Linked DNA regions of Homo sapiens: region 1 is linked to region 2. Evidence: chromatin contacts called from ENCODE Hi-C or POLR2A ChIA-PET data. All regions are on one chromosome and are shown on one strand. Each heading gives the region's core, a stretch centred on a gene start or an enhancer-like site at or near the end of the contact. The rest is flanking DNA. Distances are from core to core; before and after follow the strand shown. Region 1 has its middle 220 kb from the start of COL8A1. Region 2 holds the start of COL8A1 (collagen type VIII alpha 1 chain).

Evidence for each region. A loop is a pair of places that touch in the nucleus more often than their neighbours do. ChIA-PET counts read pairs that join two places held with the same protein, here RNA polymerase II (POLR2A). Pooled maps may share reads with other maps.
Region 1: a map of ascending aorta shows a loop between it and region 2 (1.9-fold over the local background). The contact joins the enhancer-like site here to the promoter of COL8A1 in region 2. A Hi-C loop is called at or near these places in 4 of 168 maps with a recorded cell type or tissue (IMR-90, aorta, ascending aorta and 1 more), 8 of 37 single-sample maps with no recorded cell type and 8 of 50 pooled maps. POLR2A ChIA-PET finds 5 or more read pairs at or near these places in 1 of 52 experiments (BJ).

The regions. Positions count from the first base shown.
Region 1 is chr3:99,415,069-99,421,548 of GRCh38, forward strand. No RefSeq gene overlaps it. Among named protein-coding and RNA genes, the nearest start is that of COL8A1, 220 kb to the right of the region's middle. RefSeq lists an enhancer at 3,658-3,797. Within about 2 kb of position 3,248, at least 3 of the 41 ENCODE cell types and tissues checked have a DNase peak (open chromatin) inside an H3K27ac peak, as active enhancers do; they include ascending aorta, where a contact is called at or near this core.
Region 2 is chr3:99,633,544-99,640,270 of GRCh38, forward strand. COL8A1 (collagen type VIII alpha 1 chain) reads left to right here and starts at 5,051. Exons shown (of 4, transcript NM_020351.4): 1 at 5,051-5,121. LOC124909401 (a long non-coding RNA gene) reads right to left here and starts at 5,137. Exons shown (of 2, transcript XR_007095981.1): 1 at 5,044-5,137; 2 at 3,825-4,391.

The DNA of each region.
Region 1 (6,480 bases), core at 1,998-4,497, 220 kb before region 2:
TGAAATATGAATATGAAATGGCAAAAGAATTGGAATAGCTACAGCAGTGTTGAAAAAGATAAATAAAATGAGAGGAATTGGTCTACCCAATTTTAAGACATATTCTATACCTATAATAATCATGACTGTGAGTAATGTAGAGGATAGATAGATAAATTGAAACAGAATAGAAAACCCAGAAATAGACTCATACAAATATGGCCAATTGACTTTTGCTAAATGTGCTAACTATTTCAATGGAGGAAAGACAGTGTTTTCAAAAAATAGTCCCGGAGCAGTTGGATATTTTTAGGAAGAAAATAAACCTCAACCTAAGTCTCATACCTTATATAAAAATAAACTTAAAATAGATCATGGCCATAAATTAAAACATAAAATTATAAGAATTATATAAAAACATAGAAGGAAATCTTTGGAATCTAAACCTAGACAAAGAGTTCTTAGACTTGATACCAAAATCACAATTTATAAAGGAAACCACTGGTACACTGTACCTCACCAATGTTCAAAACTTTTGTTCTGTGAAAGACCTTGTAAAGAGGATGAAAAGACCTACTAGAGACTGGGAGAAAATATGTGTAAGCCACATATCTGACAAAGGATCCATATCTACATGTATAAATAACCCTCAAAACTAAACAGTAATAAATAAATAAACAAACAAACCAAAAAATCCAGTTAGAACATGGGCAAAGGGTATAAAGACCCATTCACTGAAGATACAAAGATACACAGATGGAAAATAATCACATGGAAAAATATTCGACTTCATTTGTCATTAGGGAAATACAAATTAAAGCCACAATGAGATATCACTACCTGCCTCTTAGAATTATAAAAATATAAGAGTAGTGACAATGCAAAATGCTGGCAAGGGTATAGAGAAACTAGATCACTCACGTATTGCTGGTGGGAATGTAAAATTGTCCAGCCACTACGAAAAAGTTTGACAGTTTCTTCTAAAATTAAAAATGTGCTTATCATACAACCCATAAGTTATACCTTTGGGAACCTTTTGGGAATTTATCCCAAAGAAATAAAGACTTATGTACACAAAAAACCTCTACTGAATGTTTACCACAAATATATTCATATTAACCCAAAACTGGAAACAACCTAGATGTTCCCTCAACAGGTAAATGGTTAAACAAACTGTGATACAATCATAGCACAGAGTACTCAGAAGAAAAAAAAAGGAGGTGGGGGGAACATTGCTGATACACATGACAGTCTCAATGAATCTCCAGAAAATTAAACCAAGTGAAAAAAAATCAGTTTCTAAGGTTATATACTGTATGACTCCATTCATATAACATTTTTAAAATGACAATACAATAGAAATAAAGAACAAATTACTATAATTACTTTTCAGGGATTAAGGAGTTGAATGGGGTAAGAGGGAAGTGGGTGTGGCTGTAAGAAGCAACATGAGGAATCCCTGTTGTGATGTAAATGTTCTATATGTCTATTGTATCAATGTCAGTATTCTGATTGTGATATTACAGTATAGTTTTGTGAGATGTTAACATTGGGGAAAACTGGATAAAGGGTAGATTGAACTTCTCTGTGTCATTTGTTACAACCACACACGAATCTATAATTATCTCAACATTAAAAGTTTAAGAAACAATAGAACAATTTTTTTTTTTTTTTTGAGACAGTCTTGCCAGGCTGGAGTGCAGAGGTGTGATCTCGGCTCACTGCAACCTCCGCCTCCCTGGTTCATGCCATTCTCCTGCCTCAGCCTCTGGGGTAACTGAAACTACAGTCGAGCGCCACCACGCCTGGCTAATTTTTTGTATTTTAGTAGAGACGGGGTTTCACCATGTTGGCCAGGATGGTCTCAATCTCCTGACCTCATGATCTACACGCCTTGGCCTCCCAAAGAATAATTATTTTTAAAGAAAGGAGTACAGCATTGGACATAAGTTCTTGTCCAGTAACACCACTCAGAAGCCATATGACCTTGGGTATTAACTTTCACAACCAAAGATTTCTAATGTCTAAACGTGTAGATTAGATAAGTTGATTTTTGAAATTGTGTTCCAGTTATATAATTCTTCCATGGTATTTTATTTCCTAGAAAAGAGTGTTTCTGTAAAATATACTTTTCTCCACACAACTGAAATAAAGTACATGGGAATTATTTTAAATCCAGGAAAACAGTCATACCCAAGCGTAAAGATCTTGCACTTAAAAAAGACCAATCTGTTTGCTTATTAATGAAAAAATCTCTAAAAAGGGTCTTCAACCCAGCACAAGACAGCATTTTCCCAAAATATTAGATATGAGAGACTGGTTTAAGATTAAATTATAAACCTCTACCTTTTCAGCCCATTAGAGAACTAAAGAAATATTTCCTTTCTAGCTATTTTTGATGTTTTCAGAAAGCCAAACTTTTCCCATGCCCTATTTCTCAGGGAGGGGGAATAACCCACATATGTATGGCAGGTCCTTTAATTCACTTTAGCTTCAGCAATGTTGGGTTTGGCTTAGTTGTTAGAACTAACATGTTTACATGACATTTGGGGCACACTTCTGCTCTTCTGTCTGTCACCAGCTGATGGACTCCGAGGCAGTCTGGATAAGAATCCATTACTCTTACTGGAAGCTAGTCTGTCTATATTACCTTCACACATGGTTTCTTAAAAGTCATTTTCTCTATTAAAAATCTGCAAAATATCTTGAAGGAACTTTAAAGAAGTAGAATTGTTATTTAAATACCACATGGCTCTTAAATTCACAAACAGTTACTATTCTGAGTTCAAATTACATAGGCACTGTTATATACAAAAAAAATAGCATGAAGGAATTCCATGTATACAATGCATACCTGGTTATGTATACATGGAACTATGGACTAGATGAGGAAATTGATACTCTTGTTATTCCAACCAACTATGAAAAACATCCTACATTTTAAATGTAAAACTGGGGCCCATGGGCTGTCTTTAAAAAAAAAAAGTTAGGATATTGGAGGACTGTGTGAAGATTTTTGAAACTTATCATACTTGAATTCTTTTCAGAAATTCAAAGAGTATGCAGAGTTACAGCTTGCTTACATTCGTTACAGCATTTATTTATTATAAATTTGTATTGGAACCTGCCATGTATCATGTACTGTCTAAGTGCTAAGGAGAGATACAAATAGGCAATTACCTTAACACAGAGTATTAATTCTATGATGGTGGTGAGTACTAAAGTGCTATAGGAGGACAGGAAATGATCTAACCCAACCTTGAGAAGAGTTTTCACATGCATACTACTGCTTTTTAATCTCAGACTCCCATGTGAACAGCAACATCCTGTTTTTCATGTTATGAATATCAGACGGGTTCCAGTGTTTCTAATAGCTGGGTTACTGATACATCCAGAAATCTTCTGTTAACAACTGACAAGTCAAATTCAGACTACCTGGTGCCAAGCAGCCCAGCTCACTTGTCAATATCGTTTATGTAACCTTGACTTTTCATGACAGAGTGGAGGTAAGAATAGACCCACCACCAAATGGTCATCTATACAGTATGTAATACAGGCTCAGCAGAAGTCTGGCCCCCAGGCTTCTCTGTGGGATGTTCACCTACATAACTTTACTTCTCCTCCTAATAACTCTGGCCTTGTGAGTTTTTCCTTCCTTCTCTAATAAACTAAGCCAATAGTTTCACTGAATTTATTCTGAACCCGGTTACATGACAAGTGAAAACTCAACTGTACTCCTTTGCAAAACAGGCTTCCTGGGTGACGTTGAAATGGAAATCACATGATAGTATGTCAAAGGTTTTTCCCCAGATTTTTCTGACACAAGAGAGTTGGAGTGAAACTGAGAATTCTCATGGACAGATTGACCTTAGGTTCCCCATGTAAGCTCAGCTCTCTCCACTCCAGACTGCTGGACTGTGTTAGTGTCTGGTTTGTCTGATGTGATTATGAACCCCCTGGGCAAGACTTTGCCTAATTCTATGTTCTCTACAGCACCTAGCAATGGTGTTGGCACCATCCAGTGCCAAAGGACGCTCAATCTCTGTTAACTAATAATAGGATTGACTTCTCAACTCAACATGATGAGGTTTCTGTCATCTTTATGCCAGTGTTTTTTTCTGATGTGTATTTCTATTTGTGTCTGGAGAGCAAGCTTCATGTGTTACTGATTCACCCCTGGGCTGATCTTCTTTTCAGGAAATGTAGGCATGAAGTTGAGATTTTTTCAACCACAAGTTTTGGGAACACGGACTGCTGAAATATGCTAGGTTACATGAAGGGGAAATGTTTTTGAAAGCATTGCTTTTATTTTTTTAGCAGTCATGGGGATCTTTGTGAGCCAAGGATGCAGACTGGTTAGCAGATGTGATTATAAAGCCAGCAGGTCCCTTCAATGCAAATGTTTCATTTTAGTTTCTCCATTCCTAAGGAAAACAGTCAGCTTTTTGTTCAATTGACAAGTCTTTTTAATGGTATTTCTTTAATTATACTTCTTGTTTGCTCTAGTACTGAATTATTAATTAAATTTTCCTCATGTTAAATGAGCCATTGTATTGATCTTTGTAGTCATAAATCAGATGTTACATATGACATTTTATAGCACAAATATAACAAATGATTTTTCTGTGTAATTTCATCTTAATTCAACTGAAGGTGGAAAATGTCTTCATAAAAAGAGGACTCTTTGTTATATGGGTTTTTCTCTTGCATGTAAAAGAGGAAGGCCTCTTTGCAGTTGAGATAACAGGAAGGCATCTGTCTCCTGCTCGTCCCTGTGCAATGGAATGTCTAGGTGTAAAACCCGATTATATTTTCCATCTACTGAGATAGGAGAAAACCACCTTAAGGCTGGAGGTGAGATGCTGGCGGCAATACTGCTCTTTAATGCGTCGAGATGTTTATGTCTGTGCACATCAAAACACAGCACCTTTTTCTTAACCTTGTTTATGACACAGAGACATTTGTTCACGTGTTTTCCTGCTGACCTTATCCCCACTATTACCCTATTGTCCTGCCACATCCCCCTCTCCGAGATGGTGGAGATAATGATCAATAAATACTGAGGGAGCTCAGAGACCGGTGCCAGCGCACAGCGCGGGTCTTCCGTATGCTGAGCGCCGGTCCCCTGGGCCCACTTTTCTTTCTCTATACTTTGTCTCTGTGTCTCTTTCTTTTCTCAGTCTCTCGTCCCACCCAACGAGAAAGACCCACAGGTGTGGAGGGGCAGGCCACCCCCCCCTTCATCTTCATTTTACATTTCTTTTAGCATGCTTTGTAATTGGCCTTTAGTGTAAGATTTTAGGCTAATCTGGCTAGGGGTTGGGCTGTGTTTAATGTTTTCTGTACTTGTACATACCAGAGGTCGCAAACCCCTCTATATATATTGCTTGTCTCCCCTGTGTTTTTTTTTTTTTTTTTTTTTTGGTTTCCGTAAGAACTCCTCCTCAGAGAGAGTCTGTGTCTTGTGCCTCTTTCAGCTATAATTCTTTGTTATACTGTGTTCTGTTGGTGTGTTGGTGTGTTGGTAAGGTGTTGGGGAGGGGGAAGGACCATTCTATAATTTTACAATTAAATCTCAGTCTTTACATGGGCCTGTGTCACTCAGCTGTGACCTTAACAAGTATTTCTTAGCTTTACTCGCCACTTATATGAAACAAGGTGGCTAGAAAGAGCTAGAGAGGAGTAGATGCTTTTTTCCCAGTTGGGATAAGGCTCTAGTAATATCTTTTACCTTGGAGGGTGAGCCTTTGTATGGTGATTGCTTTGGGTAAGTCACTTTTTTCCCCTTGTGCCAAAGCTACAAGGGGATCTTTCTTGACTCTACCGTAAGAGTCTAGTGGAGTTCCTGAAGGTAAAGCCCAAGAAAGTGGTTGGAGGGTGGTGGAGCTAACACTGTATTCCTTAGGAGTTTCTCATCCATATGCTTATCCACACTCAGCATGTACAATTCATCAAGTTTGCCATATAAGTGTTGCTATAAATTTATTGCTGGGACTTCTGCTCCAGGCAAGCAGATCTTGGTAGTAACTCTGAATTTACCTGGTTTGCAGGTGACAATTCAACATGTGACCTCAGGCCTCTACTGGGCCTGAGAAAGGTCATGGGGTTCAGTATGTTTAATTTTTATCTTATAATGACAGGAGTGAAAACTTCCAATTTCTTGACATGTTGGAGCTGAAACATTATATGACATTTCACAGGTAAAAATAAATTTGATAAGGGGGTTGAAGCATCACTACAAACAATTGGACTACAGTTTATTTAAAAATGTCTTGAAAACCAATTTCCAATGATGAAGTTAAGTGGATAGGGCAATTGAAATGAATAGCAGAGCTTAGCAGGGCTTCCACTGCCAAATTTGGGACAATTTGTGCACTATAACAAATAATAAGTGGAGTAAATTACAATACTTTAAACAAAGAAGGAATCTCTAATAAACTGGGCCAATAGTTTCACAGAATTTATTCTGAACCCGGTTACATAACAAGTGAAAACTCAACT
Region 2 (6,727 bases), core at 3,801-6,300:
CTCTTTCCCCAGCTTGCAGGGGACTTCGCCTTGTAATCATGTGATTCAATTATCCCTAATAAACTCATATATATCCTACTGGTATGTGTGTGTGTGTGTGGTGTGTGTGTGTGTGTGTGTGTGTGTGTGTGTGTGTGTATCTCCTACTGGTTCTGTTCCTCTGGAGAACCCTAATACACATACCTAAATTGAGCATGTGTATCATTGTATGTTGAGCTGACTTCATGGGGATGTTGAGTGAGTGGAGTGCCCACCAACTGGCACACAGCAGGCATCTGGAAGGTGGAAAGAACTTTAGAGAGGGTCTGGTTAAGCCTTCTTATTTTACAAATGCAGACACTTTTACAAATGCAAACACTGAGTCCAAAAAGGATAAAACACCTGCCCCAAGTTTTCACCTGGGTAGTTAGTGGCAGAGCGGGGACTAAACTCCAGATTTCCTGACTCTCCATGCACTGCTCTTTACAAAGCCAGCAGGAGCTGTGAGGCAGTCATCTGTGGGGTCACCTGCATCAGTCAGCTCTACCCTATGGGCCAACAGGAAAACAGTGACTCACAAAATCCAACGGTCCTTTGGAATGCGTAAGAGGTGTGCCTTTCTTCTGTGCTATAAAGCGTTTTCCATTTTTGTAAATAAAACCCCATTTTAAATGTCCTAGGAGAGCTGGCAATTTTAAGTGCCTTACGGACTACGATCATATTTGGTCATGCTTAGCATGGGCTAAGACTGATTGACTGATGAGTCATTTGATAGATGGAGAGCAAATTTCTGTACACCGTATTTCAAATTGTCAGATTTACTTCAAGTGAGCACACCTGTCTGTGACTTTTGCTTAGGCCAAAGCCACATTCATTTGCATTTTAAAGCTCTAAGGAGTGAAAGGAAGAATCAGAGCTTGAAATCTGGCATGGGCAGCACAAACAAATAGTTAAAAATTAACTATTTGAGAACATAGATGTGAATGTGCAGTTTTTAAAGCCAGATCACACTGTTTTCCAATCCAGAAATCCTTGAAAACTCAAGGATCTCATGGATCAGGTATATTATTTAGGGATAATGTAAAGCTACAGCAGGTGAGAAAGACACTGGGCTCCTCGGACACACAGAGAAGACATCACTCTTTATGTGAATCCCATATGTCACCCTGGCCACACCGTGAGAGGGTCCTGCCTTCCTACCCCCTTCCTACAACCATACAGGACACTCCAGGGAAAACTGGGCTAGAACCACTACTGTTTCTGCCACCTTGCTCAGGCCTCCAAGTCTGCAGGATGCAGACACTCTGTTTTCTCTATTTCTAAGTATGCTATCAGTCTGAGATGCACAGGCAAGCATTTATCTGCAAAGCCACAATAAAGACCCTATATTCAAAGAAAAATGAAATCTTGAAAATATGCCACTTTCACCATGCCATTCTATTGCTCAAAAGTCTTCATTGATTCTGCATTGCCTACAGAATATAGTTTATACTTCAGACTACTGAGGTGACCTCATCCCTCCTCATCCCTCCTCTCCATTTCTCAGCCTCATTGTTCTACCACATGGACCTTTCTATACAGTCATGCTGGCCAATTCACCACCTTCTGAATATTCCTGTGATTTCCCTGGTTGCACACATATCCTCCCTTGCCTGGAATGTACTACTGTCCATCACTCGTCTATTCAAATGCTACTTTCCATGGCTCAGCTCAAATGCCACCTCCTCCCTGAAGTCTCTTTACTAAAATTCAACTATCAGGATTTCATGCTTTTCTTCCTCTGTGAGAAAAGATGTCATATTTTCCTCTGCTTTGAATACCTCACATTGTCTGATATCCATTCTTAATAAATATTTGTTAACTGATTAATTCTAAATAAACTCCAAAAAAGGGTTACATTTGCAAAGCTCTCAAAAGTAAGGTAATGATCTGTAGCTGTTATAGCCACACAATGGAAACTTCAGAGCATCTAGTATGTTGTCATTGGATTCCTTTCCTTCCACAGAAGACCAAACTAGGTCATTTCAAACCTCAGTCACCTTCAGAGAGATTCTAGGAAGGGCACACTAAGAGTCAGCAAAGAGACGACATTCCTGGATTCCTGACTTGTTGTCCAGATCTGCTACTGAATCAGATTCAGGTAAGTGTGAATGGGAGAAATGAACTAATTATTAGTGCCATCCAAAAAAATGAAAGCAGTGCTTTTGTTATGTTGGCTGGTTTGAAAGGAAGAAAGAATTAAAAATAAGAAGAGAAATTCAGCCTACAGCCATCAATTGTCTTTTCTTCAAATGTGCTTTTCTTGCCTTTCTGGTATTTTTTTTTTTTCATACGTATGTGATGGAACTGGAATGTTTGAGAAGAATTAACTTAGGATAGAAAAGATGATTTGTTGTAATCTGATAAGGGTATTTACTAACATACTTTATCACCCAGCTTCTCCTCTAAAAGTCCCATTTTGTTTCCCCAGAACACATTTCTTTGCTAAATTAAAAAGTTCCAAAAGTGGTATTGTGCTTGTAAAATCACATCTGATTTCAGCGTTATGTCCAAGAATAGATAATGCAGTCCTATTTCTAGGTCTAGTAACAAGTGTTACTCGTTTGACAGACTTCACTCAGTAGATTTGGCCACATCCTCAAAAGACATACTATTTGGGAAGAGGAAAACTGAGTTATGGAGGGTAAGAAGAGAGTAAAACCAAACAGCAAACGGGCAGAAAGTTGATGTGAAAGTTTTAGCTTTCTAAGCATTCATTAAACTAACAAATGCTGACCATTCTCTATTGTCAGTCCTCAATATTGCTGTTTATTCAATTAGCGAGACTATACATATTTATTGAGCACTTATTTTTTACTAGCTAGTAAGCCACTAGTTATAACTTTGTGCAGCCAAAAAATTATTGAATATAATTTGAATAGGGAACATAGAGATAAAAAATTATAAAAAGGCGAATAATCAATAATGCAAAACATCGTGAGTAAATTTGAAAACTCTGGTGTCAAATTTGTGTTTACGATAAAAATTTTAAATTTTTTATTTCATATATGATTGTTCTTGCCTCATATCCCGGGCACATGGGAGTTTATTTCGTTGACTCCCAGACGTAACCAATTGAGAATAAGCTTAGTTACAAAGGAAGTAATTGAGGCTTTGAGCTCTTGAAGCTAACAGATGGAAATACGTATGTAAAAACCTAAGTGCTGTGTAAACTCGGCACATATGGACGTAGGTATTATTATTATCCAAATGGCACTACTGGGTATTTTCTTAATAGATTCTTTTAAAATGCTTTTTTATAGTTGTGGGCCTTTTTTAGACGAATAGTTCTTAAGAAGAGGAGGGGATTTTGTCCCTCAGCGACATTTGGCTAAATCTAGAGACATTTTTTATTTTCACAGCTGGGTGGCGAGTGCGGAGTGGGTACTGCTACTGGCATCTGGTGGGTAGAGGCCACGGACACTGCTTAACATTCTACAGTGCACAGGAGAGGTCCCTACAACAGAGAAATATTCTCCCGAAAGTTTCAGTAGTGCTAAGTTTGAGTAATTCTGCTCTTCACCATCAAGTTTCCTTCTCTTGGAGCCTGCTACCAGCCAATGACATCAGGATCTAACCTGAGACGAACCTAGGTGTTCTATACGGCAGCCTGGTGTACTGAAGAGTGCCTAAGGTTTGCAAGCTCGCTAGCTGTGGCTCCCCCTCTCGCTAGCTTGAGCTAGTTATTTAAACCCTTAGAGATGCCTTTCTTTAAATTAAAAAAAAAATAAATAAATCTGCACAATATGAATCATACCTACCTCATAAGGTTGCGGTGAACACTGAATGAAGTACATATATACATATTCAGTACAAGTTCGTTCCTTTATTATTTCCAGCCTACCCATCCCTCCCCCCTCCCATTCCCGCCTTTTCCCCCTCCCGGTACTGTATCTCCCACCCCAAGTCTCAGGTTCTCTTTTAAAATGCTTTAATTCCTTTGGTGGCAAAAATCAGGCTTGGGCTAGGAAGTGAGTCACCACTCAGCAGCGAAAGGAGCTTGTTTTTCTTTCTCTGAATGCATTTCTTAGTAATTTCAGACTGATCCTTTAGCCACTTGTTGGTTGAATCCTCTCTTAATGTTTAAGACACACTGAGAAAGAACTGTGGCACCAAGACGTTTTCCGATTGTTAGGAATGAGAGTGTTTTAAATACCGAAAATAACCAGAGGGCAGAGAGCTCTGAAATCCTACGTTACATAAGCAGATGCTGGAAGACCCAGGCTGGTTCTGAGGTTCCTGTCTCCACAAGCAAGTCCACGCGAATCCTCCCCGTTGCTGGATTTACTTTAATGCTGCCGAAGTCTCAAAAGGGGCCTCTGGATGCTCAGAGGACAGGCAGCGCAGGAACTTCCTTGTCAAATAAGCCTTGCCTGGAGGGAGAGGGATGGGGCGATTTTCACCCGCGGGCGGTGGGACGGGGCTGAGGGCTGGGGGCTGCCTGGCTCCAGGCCATGTCAGTGCCTCCAGCTCCAGGTCCGGGTCCACCCTGAACTTTGGCTCTGCTGCCCGGACGCCCAGCTTCACCTCCCTTGCCTCGCTTAGAAACCCTTCAGTTCTCCCGGACCGCTATGTAGCTTTTCAAATTCCCAAATTCACAGAAAACACCTTCAAAAGTCACAATCACCCACAACTCCCTCTGCCAAAAAATGTCATGCAAAAACGGAAAATACTCCGATTCCCCTTTCCTCCCAGACACTCTCTCTCTCTCTGTCTCTGCTATTCATTTTCTCCCCCACCTTTCCCCATCTGTGGTCAAGATCCCTTTCACTATTTCTAGTTCCCTCTCTTTTTTCCCTTCTCCCTCTCTCTCCCTTTTCCACTCCTTCCTCCGTTGTGACCGCGCTCCCCCTCCCCCCGCCCCGTCGTCTCTCCTCCGCCTTGCGGGCTCCAGTCTCTGCCCGCCCCTCCCCAGAGAAGAGTGTCCAGCTCCTCCAGAGGCTGCCCGCCCGCCGCTCCTTCCCTGCCCACCTACTATGAGGAGCAGCTCCTCCCACCTGCCCATAAAAGCCAAGTGCATGTTACCAGCAGCGGATCACAGCCCTTCCCCGATCCTCTCCGTGGGAGCCAGCGAGCCTCTCTCCCTGATCTTACGTGCTCAAGGTAAGACAGCACTTCTGCAGGCAGCTCACCTACCAGGGGTTGCTATGGGGGAATAAGTCACCCTCTGGCCAACGCGTTTGCTGTTTGGTTAGAGCTGATTCTTACGGATGCGCGATCCGCTGCTCCTTTAACTAGCAACTGGTTTGAAAACAAACTTCTGTTTGAATGGTAAAATAAAAGCTCCTTCAGGGAAGAAACAGCAGCATAAATATTGCGAAACCTTTCTCTTTTTAAATCACTTTTTCTCCTGTTGCTGACTGTTGCTTAGGTTAAAATGTATCTGTTTGGGGTGTTGTACTGACGTTTTTCACTGTACATATTTCACACATCAGTGGGGGCAAGGAAAACGTTGTCCCATTGTCAAAAATGTACTTTAAAAGAACACAGTTAACTTCCTAAAAATAGCACAGTCAAAAGGTCTGCTAACAATTTTGTGATGTTTTCCAAACCCCCAAGACAGCTTCTGTGAGTCCTTTAAAAAAATATCTTTCCAGGTTTTAGCGCTTGGAAAAAAATGATGTGAACGGGTGCCCTTTGCACGGGGACAGTAAGTAATCAGGTGGCTGGTAGATAGGAAGGAACAAATCCAAATTCACAAGCCAGGGTAGAATGTGCTCTCTCACCAGGCTATCTTTTCACGACATCCTAAAATGAGAATTACGATGGAACTAAGAAAGTGTATAAAAGAACTTCATGAATTTCTGTACACACACCTAAACATAAAGTGTTTCAATATGTTTCACAGTAAGAGAATAATACAGGCCAGATTATACAATACTTCTGTGCACACCAGATGGTTGTAAAGAAAGATCAGCGAGAAAGGCTTTGGAAGTTTTAATCCTTCTTTCCACCTTTTTTCCCCCGCATTTAGTAAATCACAACCTACCTGACTGGCATCCAATTATCAGAGATATTCAGTGTTTAAGCTACCCTCTTTAAAAGAAAATGATCTCTTCTTATTCCTAAGGTAGAATAAATGTGCACCTGTGAAAGGAAAAACATACTCCACAGCCACTTCTGTAAAACCAGACACTTGGTCCATGAAGTTTGCCATCAAATTCTGTGGGTTGTGTGGGATGAAACTCTCTCAAGTGGGAGAAAAACCCTCTTCAAATGTTTCCTCTGGGGAATTGCTCAAGACCACTTAGAGAAGGCAAACCAAAAGTACCAGTCAGGAAACCAAACCACTCTTTTAGCCCTTAAGGTTCTTAAAGTAAGAAGAGAAATGTTTCACTTTTTTATTTTTTTGTTTGTTTATATTATCTCATGTGGAAAGAAAAAACTCACCGAAGCTGTATGAAATTCTCCCCTATTAAAGAAACAAGACTCATTAGAAATTTAACTTAGGTCTTCCAAACCATTTCTCCTTAGCTTTTGCATATCAAAAGTAATAAAAATATTTAAAAGTTCTGCTTGAGATGGAGAGGATTCAATGCTGTTACTCAAATGCAAGAGTTATATATAAAGCTTCTGTCACGTTAAATTTTTCTTCATTGGAAAAAAATATTGCAAGAAGTGCAGTTTCCTTTAAGCAAATTATATAAAATTACTATTGGCCAAGATAGTATGTGACCTGAGCATATTAACATACCTTTTATCTCATGCC